Regions from separate parts of the Homo sapiens genome. Here region 1 is linked to region 2. The links are chromatin contacts, found by Hi-C or POLR2A ChIA-PET in ENCODE. All regions are on one chromosome and are shown on one strand. The core of a region is the stretch at or near the end of the contact, and the rest is flanking DNA. Distances in the headings are between cores, read along the strand shown.

The links. A loop is a pair of places that touch in the nucleus more often than their neighbours do. ChIA-PET counts read pairs that join two places held with the same protein, here RNA polymerase II (POLR2A). Pooled maps may share reads with other maps.
Region 1: a pooled map shows a loop between it and region 2 (5-fold over the local background). The contact joins the enhancer-like site here to the promoter of STRIP2 in region 2. A Hi-C loop is called at or near these places in 1 of 37 single-sample maps with no recorded cell type and 9 of 50 pooled maps. POLR2A ChIA-PET finds 5 or more read pairs at or near these places in 1 of 52 experiments (WTC11).

What each region holds. Positions count from the first base shown.
Region 1 is chr7:129,777,276-129,783,289 of GRCh38, reverse strand. No RefSeq gene overlaps it. Among named protein-coding and RNA genes, the nearest start is that of MIR183, 5.3 kb to the right of the region's middle. RefSeq lists enhancers at 1-429, 430-1,275, 2,122-2,967, 5,506-6,014 and silencers at 2,588-3,387, 3,448-3,527, 3,678-3,807. Within about 2 kb of position 3,314, at least 14 of the 41 ENCODE cell types and tissues checked have a DNase peak (open chromatin) inside an H3K27ac peak, as active enhancers do.
Region 2 is chr7:129,432,058-129,438,148 of GRCh38, reverse strand. STRIP2 (striatin interacting protein 2) reads right to left here and starts at 3,717. Exons shown (of 21, transcript NM_020704.3): 1 at 3,548-3,717. The coding sequence starts at 3,676. RefSeq lists a silencer at 3,358-3,837.

The DNA of each region.
Region 1 (6,014 bases), core at 2,065-4,564, 350 kb before region 2:
ATCGAAAGACTCCCGCTTTGGCTTCCCCGGCACGTGGCCCTGGCGGAGGAAGCACCAGGGACACAGCGGCTGGGGCGGGCACCCGGCGGCAGTCGCGCGGACGAGGGTGCAGGGCGTGCTGAGGCCATCTCGCTGGGCCTGCAGTTTGCAGAGATCTCCGGGTCGCCAAGTACCCACGTGCTCACATGTGCATTTTCTTCATCCCCAGAGGTGCGAGTCATTCTGCCCATTTTGCAAATGGGAAACTGAGGCTTAGAGAGGTGAAGTGAATCCCTCGAGATCGAGATCACAGAGGGACTGGAGCAGGGGAGGACTGGAACTCTGGGTTCCTCTCACTGGGGTTATACTAGTTATGCCATGGGGCCAGGGTTAGCAGGAGAACCTCACCATTCGGAGAGGGGCCAATGGCAGAACCACGGCCGCATCAGTGGGTCTGCGTGAGGGGCTTGTATCCCGGGCACCTTTCCCCCTAGTCCTGCCGCCGGAGGAATGGGAAGGGAGGGGAAGACCGATGGTTACTTCTTTGCCCAAGGTCTTCAGCACGAGTGGGATTGTCATGGAGCTGGCGAAGGGAGCCGTGTGGGGTAGGGACTAGGAGGGAGCAAGCCAGAGGGACAAGCCGCGACACCATTAAAAAGGACGGAGCGCAAGGCGCCGAGTCTCCTAGGTGGGGGCAGCAAGGAAGACAGCGGGTCTTTCCTAAACCTGGCCAAGCGTCGAGGAACCCAAAACTACCCGTCCCGGGGCGCACGACTCCGGGCAGCGTGGGACGCCTGTGGCGAGGCGGAAGGGATCTCTCCAGCGAGAGGGAATGGGGCAATTGCCAGACGGACATTGGATCTGCAGAAGGAGGGGGTAGGATACACGCGGGCTTAGGATGCGCTGGACAGGCCAGCAAAGTGAGGACCCCAGGTCGTCCTGAGCCACCTCTTCCCCCGCCTGAGCCCTGAGCCGTAAGGGATCCAGGGTATCAGGTCCCCGGGGGCCGCCCCCTCACCGTCCGAGTCCAGCTCCGGTTACCTGCCTGGCCTGCTCCTTAAAATATGTATGAGGCCCTTGCGGGTGCAGTTTCGCGGCCCCTCCCGGAGTGGGGCTGGGGGACTCAGGGTGCGAGGGGAGCTGAGGGGGGAGGAAGCGACGCGAGCTCCCCGGCCGGGGCCTTCTCGACTTTCAGCAGCGCATTTAAGAAAAGGTGGAAATCGGATCTGTCTCGGCGGCGCCCCAGCCCCGCCCGCTCCGACGGCCGGACCTCGCGGCCCAGCGGCTAGCTTTCTGCTGCGCGGTGTCTGGTTCTCGACAGCAGGTGAATGGGCCAGGGCGGGGCGCCCGGAGCGCGGGGGGCGGGGCGCGCGTTATAAAGGGGAGCAGCAGGCCGCGGGGGCCACTCGCAGTCCGCAAGGCCTGCGCTTCCCGCTTTGCGGTCCTGGGCACACCCGGCCCGGGTTGCCCAGCATCGCATGGGTCTGAGGACCAGGTAGGGCGCGGGTGCAGAGACAGCCAGGGAGGCTCGAGGCGACCTAGATGGGCGGGGGAATGCTAGTAGGACGGGGAGGGGTTAATGTGGAGCTATCACCCCCTTTTGGCCCGTTGGGCTCTGTGACGTGCTCATTATCTCCGCTGTCCGGGTTCTCGCTCACCGTGCCCATCCCTGGCTGCATGGGGAGAGGGGCCCCGAGGCCCTGAGACTCGTCCAGTTATCCACCTGGGGTGGGAATCTTGCTTCCCGATCCATCTGGCTGCGACATCTACGGCTTCAGCAGGCCCTGCCCGGGAGTCGGGCATATTGAAGGGTTCGTATCCTTGCCGTCACCCTTGGCCCCTCCCGGCTCGGCAGGAGCTGGGGGTGGGGAAACTATAGATTTCCCGGGCCCCGCTTCCACTGCCTCACCCCCTTCTTTTGCTCGAGCCCAAGACAAGGTGTTAACGGTCTTCAAGTGCAAGGGTTAGGTTTGGTGGGAGCATAGGCTAAGCACCACCCTCATTTTACAGGGGCTTCTAGGGTGCCAGATCTGCGGGGGTCGATTGGGAAGAACTAGAAGCTAAAAAGGAGAAGGGCGGATTAACGTTTTATTTTAATCTGGTTTTGAGCTGCCGTTGCCGTCTGGGGCGGCCGGGCGGGGCGGAGCTGGGACTGCCAAGGGCAGCCAAAGCAGCAGGGAGGGAGGGGGCGCTCCGGTGCTCAGGATGCTGGGGAAGAAGGAAGAGGCCACCCCAACGCTGACAGCTTGGAGGACCTAGCCCCTGCCCCCCGGTCCCTTCTGAATGCTCCGGGTGGTGTCAGACCAAAGGACGGTTGAGAAGGATCTAATCCGCGTCCGCGCCCCAGCCCCGGCTGGCCCCGCCCCCTCCCGAGGGAGCCACTGTCGCAGTGGGGGGAGGGGGAGATGGGAACGGGTCTGGGGGGCGGCTCCCCTCCCCCTCCCTCTCTTGGGACAGACAGCCTTTGTTCCCGGCGGCGGCGGCAGCGGTGGCCAGACACCTGTGAGGCCGCAGAACTGGCCGAGGGTGGGCGTGTGAGGACATGGAGGCCCCTTGTCCCCATTCCAGCCCTGCGCCCCTGGGTCCGGGTGCGCCCCCTGAGACAGGTCAGCCTTGAGCACCTTTCTGCGGGGAGACTGCAGAGATCGTCCAGTGGCCCTACGGTGCGCCCCAGCTCCCAACGCACTTCCCCTCCCCCCTCCCAGGGTCGGATTTCCAAGCACGCCACGCCACACACACCTCGGCTAGCTCCGGGCTCAGAGGGCGCTGGGGTGGCAGGGCGTCCGGGCGCACCTCGGCTAGCGGCACCCTAGCCCGAGGGCAGGAGGCGGGGATAGAAGGCGGGCGACGGGACCCCTTGGGGCCAGACCCGGCCGGGTTGGGCAAGCAGGCGGGGCTCCCGGCGTCTCCGCAGTCCCGGACGGGCGTGCCCTGCGCCGCGCACCAACCGGAGCCACATTCAAGGTGAATCATCCCCGGCCCGCCCCCTGCCCCTCCCCGCCTCGCGGCACCTGAGCCAATGGCGCTGCGCGAGGGGCGGGCGGGGCCCGGGGCGGGGGGCGGTAAAACCCTCCTGGAGTCATTCTCTGTGCACTCCGTCGAGCCCCCGCGCAGCCGTGCCGGAGCCGCAGGGCCTCCGTCCAGCCGCGCGGTCCGGGCAGCCCGCGCCCCCTGTTCTTCCGGTCCTCGGGCCCAGGTACCCCTCTGGACCTCCCCCGCCTGCAGCGCGGAGGCGGCTCCTCTTCAGGTGGCCGGGCCGGGGCCTTCCCCGGCAGACCTGTCACCCGACACCCAGGAAGCGCGCGGCCGGGTCCCGGCTCCCCTTTGTTCCCCCGCTGGGCTCGGCGCTCCGGCGCCGCCCCCTCTCGCGGGGCAGCGGAGGTTTGGGCCCGGGCCGGGCGCGCTTCAAGCTCCGTCCATGCGGCTCTTTCCAAACCGGGGCCGTTTTTGCCTGGCTTCTCTGGTGTGGACTCCGCGCGGAGCTGAGAGGCGGCTGTGCGCCCAGCCTGGAGCCGGCGCAGGTGAGTGTCTGGGGCCGGGAGCGGGGGGGCGGGCCGGGCGGAGCCAGAGCGGGGCTCAGTAGAGGAGGCGGAGGCGGGCGCCCGGGACCGGCCGCACTAGAACCCGGGTGCAGGGCAGAAGTCCCGGCGCAGCTGGCTTTCGGGGATGACGCGGCAGTGCCTACTCGCTCTTCCGCGCCTTCAGGCGGAGGCGCCCACGGGGCGCCTGGGTCCCGGGTCCGCCAGTGGCGTCTGCCCAGCGCCCAGCGCTGTTCCCGGGCGGGGGCGGGGGCGGGAGCGGCTGCGGTCCGAGTGCGGCCGGTGCTTGCGAGGTGCCTACCCGCGAGGAGTTTGGCTGGGGTCGGGCTGCGTTTCGCCGCCCTGGTGGGCTCAGGCGGAAGCGCCAGGCTGGGAGGGGGCTGCGGAGAGCGCCGGGGCCCCGGAGCTGGCCCCTCCAGCGTCTTGTCAGGGCTGCGCGGCTGGTTCGAGGCTGCTTCCGTGGCCCGGAGCCGCCCCGCCCAGTCTCTGGGGGAAAGCGGCTCTCAGACCTCCCGTGTGCCTCCACTTCGCGGCCACTCATCCCGGGAACCCCGGCGCACGCGAATGAGACACCGTTCCCCGCCCTCAACTGCCCCATTCCTGTTAATAGCGCTAGTGGCACCCAGGTTCCCAGCCCTTCCCCAAGATCGGCGGCTGGACGGCTTGCCTCTGGCGCCTCACCGGTCAGCGCATCCCAGGACTATGGGCAGTGAGGGTGTCACCCGGGGTCAGGGGTCGCCCGATTCCACGGTGTCCTCCAGGCTGAGCCATTCGTTTGCTCTTCCAACCCGGGCTCCCGGACACCGTGTACAGTAATACCCGCCGGGGGCAGGGGCACTGAGGCCGGCTCTGAGCGATTAGGGCCGAGGGCGGGCGGTGCCGTAATCGACCTCCCCACCCCCACAGGCAAGGTGCGGCGGCGCCTCCCAGGTTTGCGCCCGTCTTCGCAAAGCTCCTGAGGGCGAAAATCCTGCGAGCCAGGTGGCGGATTCTCGGGCCGGGTCACTCAGCTCTACGGGTGCGCATCACCCTCTACCTGTCACCCAGTGAGCCCGACCGATGGGCACCGAGTCGGCGGATCTCTGATCCGAGGCCGAGCCTTCGGAGAAATCTGTCCTAGTGGCCTCATCGTGGCCTGAGCGAACGCAAAGGAACCTGCCCCAAGCCCAGCTCTCAGCCTCGACCCCCACATTCCCCGCGCGGCTCTCGGTTCGGACCTGGGCTCGGAGCGGCAGCCTCCACCACTGCTCGTTTCTTTACCGCTCAAGGCCGCCCCTTCATGCTCCTGCGGGGGAGTTAGCGGGACCTCTGGAGTCGGCCTTACGCAAAGAAGAGAAAATTCTAGGATGCCGGCCTCACTTGTGAGGATTTCGTTTATTCTTTTTCTCCTACCGGGGCCCAGTGGCTCTTGGAGTGAGCTCCGCACCCCAGACACCTGAGTATTTATTTAATGGGTCGGTGGCGGCCTGGGCTTCGGGGAAAGGAGCTCTGGGCCCCTCTCCCAGCACCTCATGGGGACACAGGATGACAGGCGCAGCGTCCAGGGCATGCCCGTTCAAGGGCCCCAGCAGCCTCTAGCCCCTGGGACCTCAGGGGCATTTGATAGAGACTGGAGGGATCAGGACCAGACCGGTTGTGGGTGGCGCGGCTGGGACCCTGGACTCCAGATTCGTTGTGTAGAGGTGGAGAGGAGAGCCAGGAGTCGAGCGGTAGGCTATGTGCTGTCTAAGGACCCCGGAGTACCCATAGCCCAGAGTCCTGCAACACTCACCTCTAACACTGGAAGGGGTTGGGGGCCTGCCCTTTGCATTGGGCACCAGTGCCCAGGAAGGGACACCCCTAGGGGAAAGGGGACTCGAGTTTTAAGAAGGCCCAAGTAGAGTTCAGGAGGGTGGGGCTGAGAGCGACCGAAGGTGGGAGGGGGCGCTTTGTGGAGACCTCCTAGGATGTGTAGGACCCCCACACACCCTGTGAGTCCCTGGCTGCCCAGCCTGGCCTGCAAGTTGCATCTCTTTTGGTCCTCTTCCATTGCCAGGCGCTGACGCCCAGCGGGTGTGGGAGACCTTGTCTTCATCTTCCCACTCCAGAAGCGGATTTCTGTGCCTTTGATCTCAAGGTCAGGGCTGTGTCCTGCAGGGAGGGCAGAAGAGGCTGCTATCCTGACCTGCGCCAAGCCATAGGCCTCTGTTTTCCCTTTTGAGATTCCGAGTGGGGATTCTGCTGCTGATGTCGGAGAGCTCCTCTTACCCGCTTTTCGAGAGAGCTGGGAGACCTTGCTTCCCTAGGGCCCAGGCCCCAGCCTCCCTCCACCAGGATGGAGAGGCCCCAGCGGGCGTGGCACCCCCCAGGCACTGCGGCACTTGGGCTTCCTGTCGCATTTGGGTTAGGAGGGGTGAGGCAGGCGCAGGGGAGGAACCTGGCCCAGCCGACTAGAACTGGAAGTGGAGAGGGATTTGGCTTTGCGAGCTGCTCCCTGTATTCCATCCTATGTCAGTT
Region 2 (6,091 bases), core at 2,468-4,967:
CCCCCAAAACATTATGCCAATTTATACTGTCAACAAAGCAAATTGGCCGGGCGCAGTGGCTCACGCCTGTAATCCCAACACTTTGGGAGGCCGAGGTGGGCGGATTACGAGGTCAGGAGATCGAGACCATCCTGGCTAACACGGTGAAACCCCGTCTCCACTAAAAATACAAAAAATTAGCCGAGCATGGTGGCGGACGCCTGTAGTCCCAGCTACTCGGGAGGCTGAGGCAGGAGAATGGCGTGAACCCGGGAGGCAGAGCTTGCAGTGAGCCGAGTTTGCGCCACTGCACTCCAGCCTGGGTGACAGAGTGAGACTCTGTCAAAAAAAAAAAAAACAAAAAAAAACAAGGCGAATCATGTTTTAATCCACTATAGCAAAGATTTCCAAACTTTTGGATTAAAAGGAACAGTAGGGAAAAAGAAAAAGGTGGAGAGTGGCAAATGACATAGGGTTGTTGCTGTTTTATTCTGATAGGTAAGGACTTTAAAAACTTTAAAAAATTCAAAAAATGAAAGACAGAATCTCAGAATAAAGAACAGCCATTAAAAATTGTTTTTCAAACTTTTTGGAAAAATGATACCTTTTACATTACGTCCCAGCACACACACACACACACACAAACTGGAACAAAAGTTTAACAAAATATTTACCTTTACTGCATGTGATGCAGTGATATTTTCTATTATTCTCTTTCTTTTCTTTTTTTTTTTAAGACAGGGTCTTCCTCTCACCCAGGCTGGAGTGCAGTGGCATGATCACAGCTCACTGCGGCCTCAACCTCCTAGACTTAAGTGATTCAGCCTCCTGAGCAGCTGGGACAACAGGCGCGCACCATCATGCCTGGCTAAATCTTTTTTATTTTTTATTTATTTGTAGAGATGGGGTCTGCCTACATTTCCCAGGCTTGTCTCGAATTCCTGGCTGAAGCTACCCACCTGCCTCAGTCTCCCAAAGTGCTGGGATAATAGGCATGAGCCATCATGCTGGCTTTATTTCTTAAAATAAAAATTTTAGCCTCAATTAACAGGTTGCCCCCTATAGCAGTTTGAAAAACACTGTTTTAAATTGTATACATTCTTAAATTTAATATATTGAACTAAATTTTTAGAAAAACTCACTTCGATGACCTGAATTTTCCTCATTTTACCACAGACCAGTTAAAACTTTGTCAAGGAGTTTGAGATCAATAAACCAGATCTGGCTAAAAGAGGTCTGAGGTGAATCCTTTTATTAGGTTAAGACTCTTCTTATTAAGCAAACAATTATTCTTTAGCTTCCTTTTTAGGTTGGGATGTTCACACACTAAGCCAGTGGGAGAAGGTAGGTCAACAGTGCTTCCATAAACAGTGATACACGATGAGGCTCTCTTGACTTGTGCCACAGTAATTCTCTTCTAGTGATTTTCTAAAAGCCCTAGAGAGGAAAAAAATCCCATCTCCTCTAAGGACTGCCTTCCACAGGAAAGCAAAAAGAGGGAGAGAAGAAAAGCAGATCTGGCACCTGGGTACTGTGGTAATAGGGGATGTACTGGCAGGTAAAAGGAGTCCTGCTGCAGCAGAAGGTAGAGGAAAGCTAATCTTTCCAGCCAGGCTTTTGGCAGGCAATGAGCCCAGATAGAGATGATCGCAGCAGTTGTTCATTTCCAGGCATGAAGAGTGCAGCTGCAGACAATCAGCAGGTAAACCGCGGTGCAGGTGGAAAGCTTTCGAGTCTCTGGACACTGCAAAGTACTGGCAAAAGCAAAGGACTGTACTCTCAGAGCCTTTGCCTGAAGAAGACTTGACAGGTGGGGAACAGATTGCAACTTTAGAAGGGAGACCCAGGCAGAGACTTTTATTCCCCCCATAGAACATATCATTCTGAAATTATTTTATTTATTTACTCACAATTTGTCTCCCCATGGGCGAAGACCCTATCTTGTTCACTGATATATCCCTGGCACCTAAAACAGTGGCTGGCAGAAAGTCCTCGATAAATAATTGTTGAATTAATGAATGGCTCATCTCCCCAAAAAAACATTTGAACGAGAACAATGTCTCTGTGGGGGAAGGAGGTACAGGGTGCCCTAAAAGACCAGACTCATCTTGAAGTAGGGAGGGAGATGATGTGGCGGGTATCATCTAGCAAGACAGGAGGGCTGAGCTCTCTGCCTCTGCAAGGTGGTGACTTTGGGCCAGTCTTTTCATCTCCATTTCTACCTTGAAAAAAAATGAATGGATTCCTCCTACTCTACCTACATCAAAATGTAAAGCATACATGAAATCACTTTGGAAACTGAAATGCTATTCAAATGGTAAGGCAAGGTCTGGGATGCCAAAAACCTGGTTTCTAGTACCAGCTCTGCCACTTGATGATGATGATGATGATGATGATAGCAATATACTAAGAGTTACTATGTACTGACTAATTACATGCATTGTGCCTGCACTGTGCCAAACATTTTATAGTCAATTATCTCATTTTGACTTTATCACAACCTTCTGAGGTAGGCAGTGTTAATCTCATCTTACAGATGAAGAAACTGGAGCTCAGAGAGGTTCCGTAATGTGCCGAAAATCACACAGGTAGTAAATGATAGGGCTAGGAGTCAAAACCTGGTCTGACTACTCCAAAGTCTGGTGTTCTTGACCACCAACTATGCCAGATGTCTGATCTTGGGCAAGTCACTCCTCTTTTTTTTAGGTCTGTAAAATGAAAGGGTTATACCAGATGATATCTGCAGACCCTGCCACATCTGATATTTTGTCGTCTATTCTGATCCCCGCTCAGATCCAACTGATGGGAACTGCCTCAATGAGGGGATAGGGAAGTGATAATAATTCAACGCTTTCATCTTCATAGATAGGGTTTCTTTTTTCAGGAGAGGAGGAAGAGATCGAAATATTCACACTCCTATCTGTATCCTGCGACTGCTCCCTCCAGATAGCCACTCCAGGACTGCCCCTGCCTGAATCCCGTCTCGCTCAGCCCTCACAGGCAGGGGCCTGATGTCCGCGGAAGGCGCTCCCGAAACGGCCTAAGACTTACGGGGGGAAGGGGACGGGCAGGGAACGGGCAGAAGTCCCTCGGCTGGCCCAGGGGCCCGCCGCAGGCAGCCTGGGAGGGGGACTGCGGTTGCCCCACTCGCCAATCCTGCTTTCCTGCGGCTGAGCTCCAGCCTCCCACCCCTCAAGCCAGTCACTTAACCTCTCCGCTCCTGTTCCCCCGTCTATAAACTGGGATCGGAATTTCTGCTTCAGGGGGCTGCAGCGATTAAGTGAGATAAATATTTGGAAAGTATCTGGTCCGCTCAATACCGCGCTCATCTTCGCGCAGCGGGGGAAAGCCAGAGGGCTAGAAAGCCCCCAACCCGCGGCAGGAGACGGGCGGACACTGGTCCGGGCCAAAGAGCCCAGAGTTCAGCCGCTAGGACCCCGCAGGCGCCCACTGCGCGGGGCTGATCGAGCGCGCCGAGGGCTCCGGGGCCGAGGCCGAATCACCTCAGCCGCCGCTTCCCGCCGGCGGGCGTCTCCGGGCCCCAGCCGAAGCTTTCCGGGCTCCTCACCTCTGACTCCCGCCGCTGGCTTCGGAACGCTTCGCGGCCCTTGGGCGCCGCCTGCTTCCCTTTGCCGCCGCCGTTGCCATTGCCATTTGCGGGCGGGCCCCCGGTCCCAGGCGCGGCGGGGTCCTCCATGCTGCTGGTCAGCGGCTCCCCTCAGGGTTCAGCTCGCTTTGCCGGAGGCGACCCTACCGCCGCGCGCCGGGAGCCAGGCCCCGCCCCCTCCACCTCTATTGGTTACGGCAGCTCGCCGCAACCCCGCCCCGCGAGGCGATTGGCTGCTCGACCGGCCGGAGCGGGACTCGAGGAGGTGGGGGCTCAATGAAGAGATTTTTGAGGGGATCTTTTTAGTCCTGCGGCATTGCTGGCGGACGGAGACTCCTAGGTTAGCTACAGGCTCCACACCTCGCGAAAGCTGGGCCTTGAGATCAGGCGGGTTATCTCTGTGCTCCTCACTCGGTGTCTCTCAGCTCTCACCCCCGTCCCTGTAGCGACCTTTTCCGGAGCTCTAGTCTCCGCCTACTGCTCCACAGCAGTCTCCGTTTCCCTGTTACCACCGACCCGGCCCCCCATATCCCGGCTCCTGCACACGTCCCATATCCCGCTTAGTCTCAGGGGAGGGATGGCACCGCCAGGTGGCCAGGGACATCGCCCGAAACGAGGGACTCGCTGTCTCTGGAAGCTGAGAATTCTCAGCGTTTTTCTGAAGAGAACGCATCTCGCCCGGAGCTAGGGCTTGGCTGGGAGACTGGAGGTCTAAGGGTGGGATGGGGGAGTTTTTCCATCACTGAAATTGGTGGTGCCCTCGAGGGCTGCTCCTGTCATCTGCCCTTCTCTGCTGTAGGGGGCCTCTTCCTCATGGTGTGTAAATGTTGAGGGTAGAGCAAGCCCCCACCCTCACCTGCTCGCCAGTCCTTTCTTTCCTTCCTCTCTCTTAGATGCTTCCTAAGGGCTCATTGTTACTGGGGGCAAAAGAGGCTGTTTGATCTGCCCTCTCCTGAATTTAAAAAGTAGCTTGTAGTAAATATTTAGACAGTCTGGCTTGGTAATAGAAGCCCCAAAGACGTAGGCTCAGGGGAACAGGTGGGACCAAATCGCTGTCCCCAGCCTGGTTGCTTTAGGAAGGGTCTGGGGGATTGTTGAACTGAGCTTGGTGCCAGGCACTGCAGTAAGCGCTTTCCAAATATCACATCATACCTCTCCCCGACAGGGTGTTTTTACGAATCCAATGTTACTGATGAAGAAACCGGCACTTGCAGATTCCTCCCTGCGGTTTCCAAGGTATCATATTCTATCTTGTCTCAGGGTCTTGCCTATGCTGTTCTCTGGAGGAGACTGTCTTCTGTTCTCCTGGTTGATTCCTTTTCTCTCATAAAGATTCTAGTTAGTTGTCACCTCCTCCTCCTCCACAAAGCTTTCCTTTTAGCCCTCAACTCATTCAGGTTGTGTTGGTGTCAAACCAGTTCTGCCTAGATCCAAAATCCTAACATTTTCCACGATATACCCAAAGCAAAGGGCCTAGAGGAATTACTCCACCTTCCCATACCTTAGGGACAACCCTGTCCCTTTCTTAACATCTCTCTCTCTCTCTCACTTTTCCCTTTGCCAGTTCATAGGCGACAGAACAAGGCAAGTTTGAGAGCACTCTTTGGAGCTTTTTGGGTTTTCTCACCCTGGTCCAATATCTCCTTACTGTACCTTCACATCTTCCTTTTCCTCTTCCAGTCCCACTCCTCTCCCCACCCACATATAGGCTCCTAGCGAGTAAGACCAAATTTAGCTCATTTTTGTATGCCCCTAATTTATGTACGTTTAACGCAGCGTTTCACAGTCTCTGTACTATTGACAATTGGGGCTGAATATTTATTGTAGGGGGCTGTCCTGTGCATCGTAGGATGCTTAGCAGAATACCTGGCCTCTCTTCACTAGATGCCAGTAGTATCCTCCCGCTAGTGCGACAACCAAAAATGTCTCGGGGCGGGGGGCTGGGTGTGGGGGGTGGGGAGTGTGGCGTTTACAGAACTGAATTGATATGAATTTCCAAGAAAGTCCCTGGCTCAAGGCCTGAACTACTTGACTTTGGATTTTTTTCAGGGTATAATTTGTTAAACTCTTAAAAATTTACACCCTGCTTTAAAGTTCACAACCCACGCCTTGCTCATCACTGCTTCAGTGTGGTAAACCTGCCACAGCACAGCCCATTGGGATTTCTTAATAGAAAGAATTCATTATTCTATCTCTCTTCTTCCCAGTACTTCTCCTCCTAAGTAGTCAGAGCCCTAAGGTTAACAGGCCCAGAACTTCATATTCTTTTGTGAGCCTAATCAATCGGCAGGATCCCAACAGTGGTAGCAGACAGGAGTGGCCAGTTTTGATGCTTTATTCTTTTCCTGCCTATTCCTAGGGGAAAGGGCAGACTGATCTTGGGAGTAGGATAGAGGACAGCTTGCAAGTCCCCTCTGGTGGCTATCTAAAGCCACTTGCTAAGCCTAGAGGCTCCATCTGGCTTTAATTTCAGAGAAGGAATGTGTAAAACTGGTGCTATGAAGA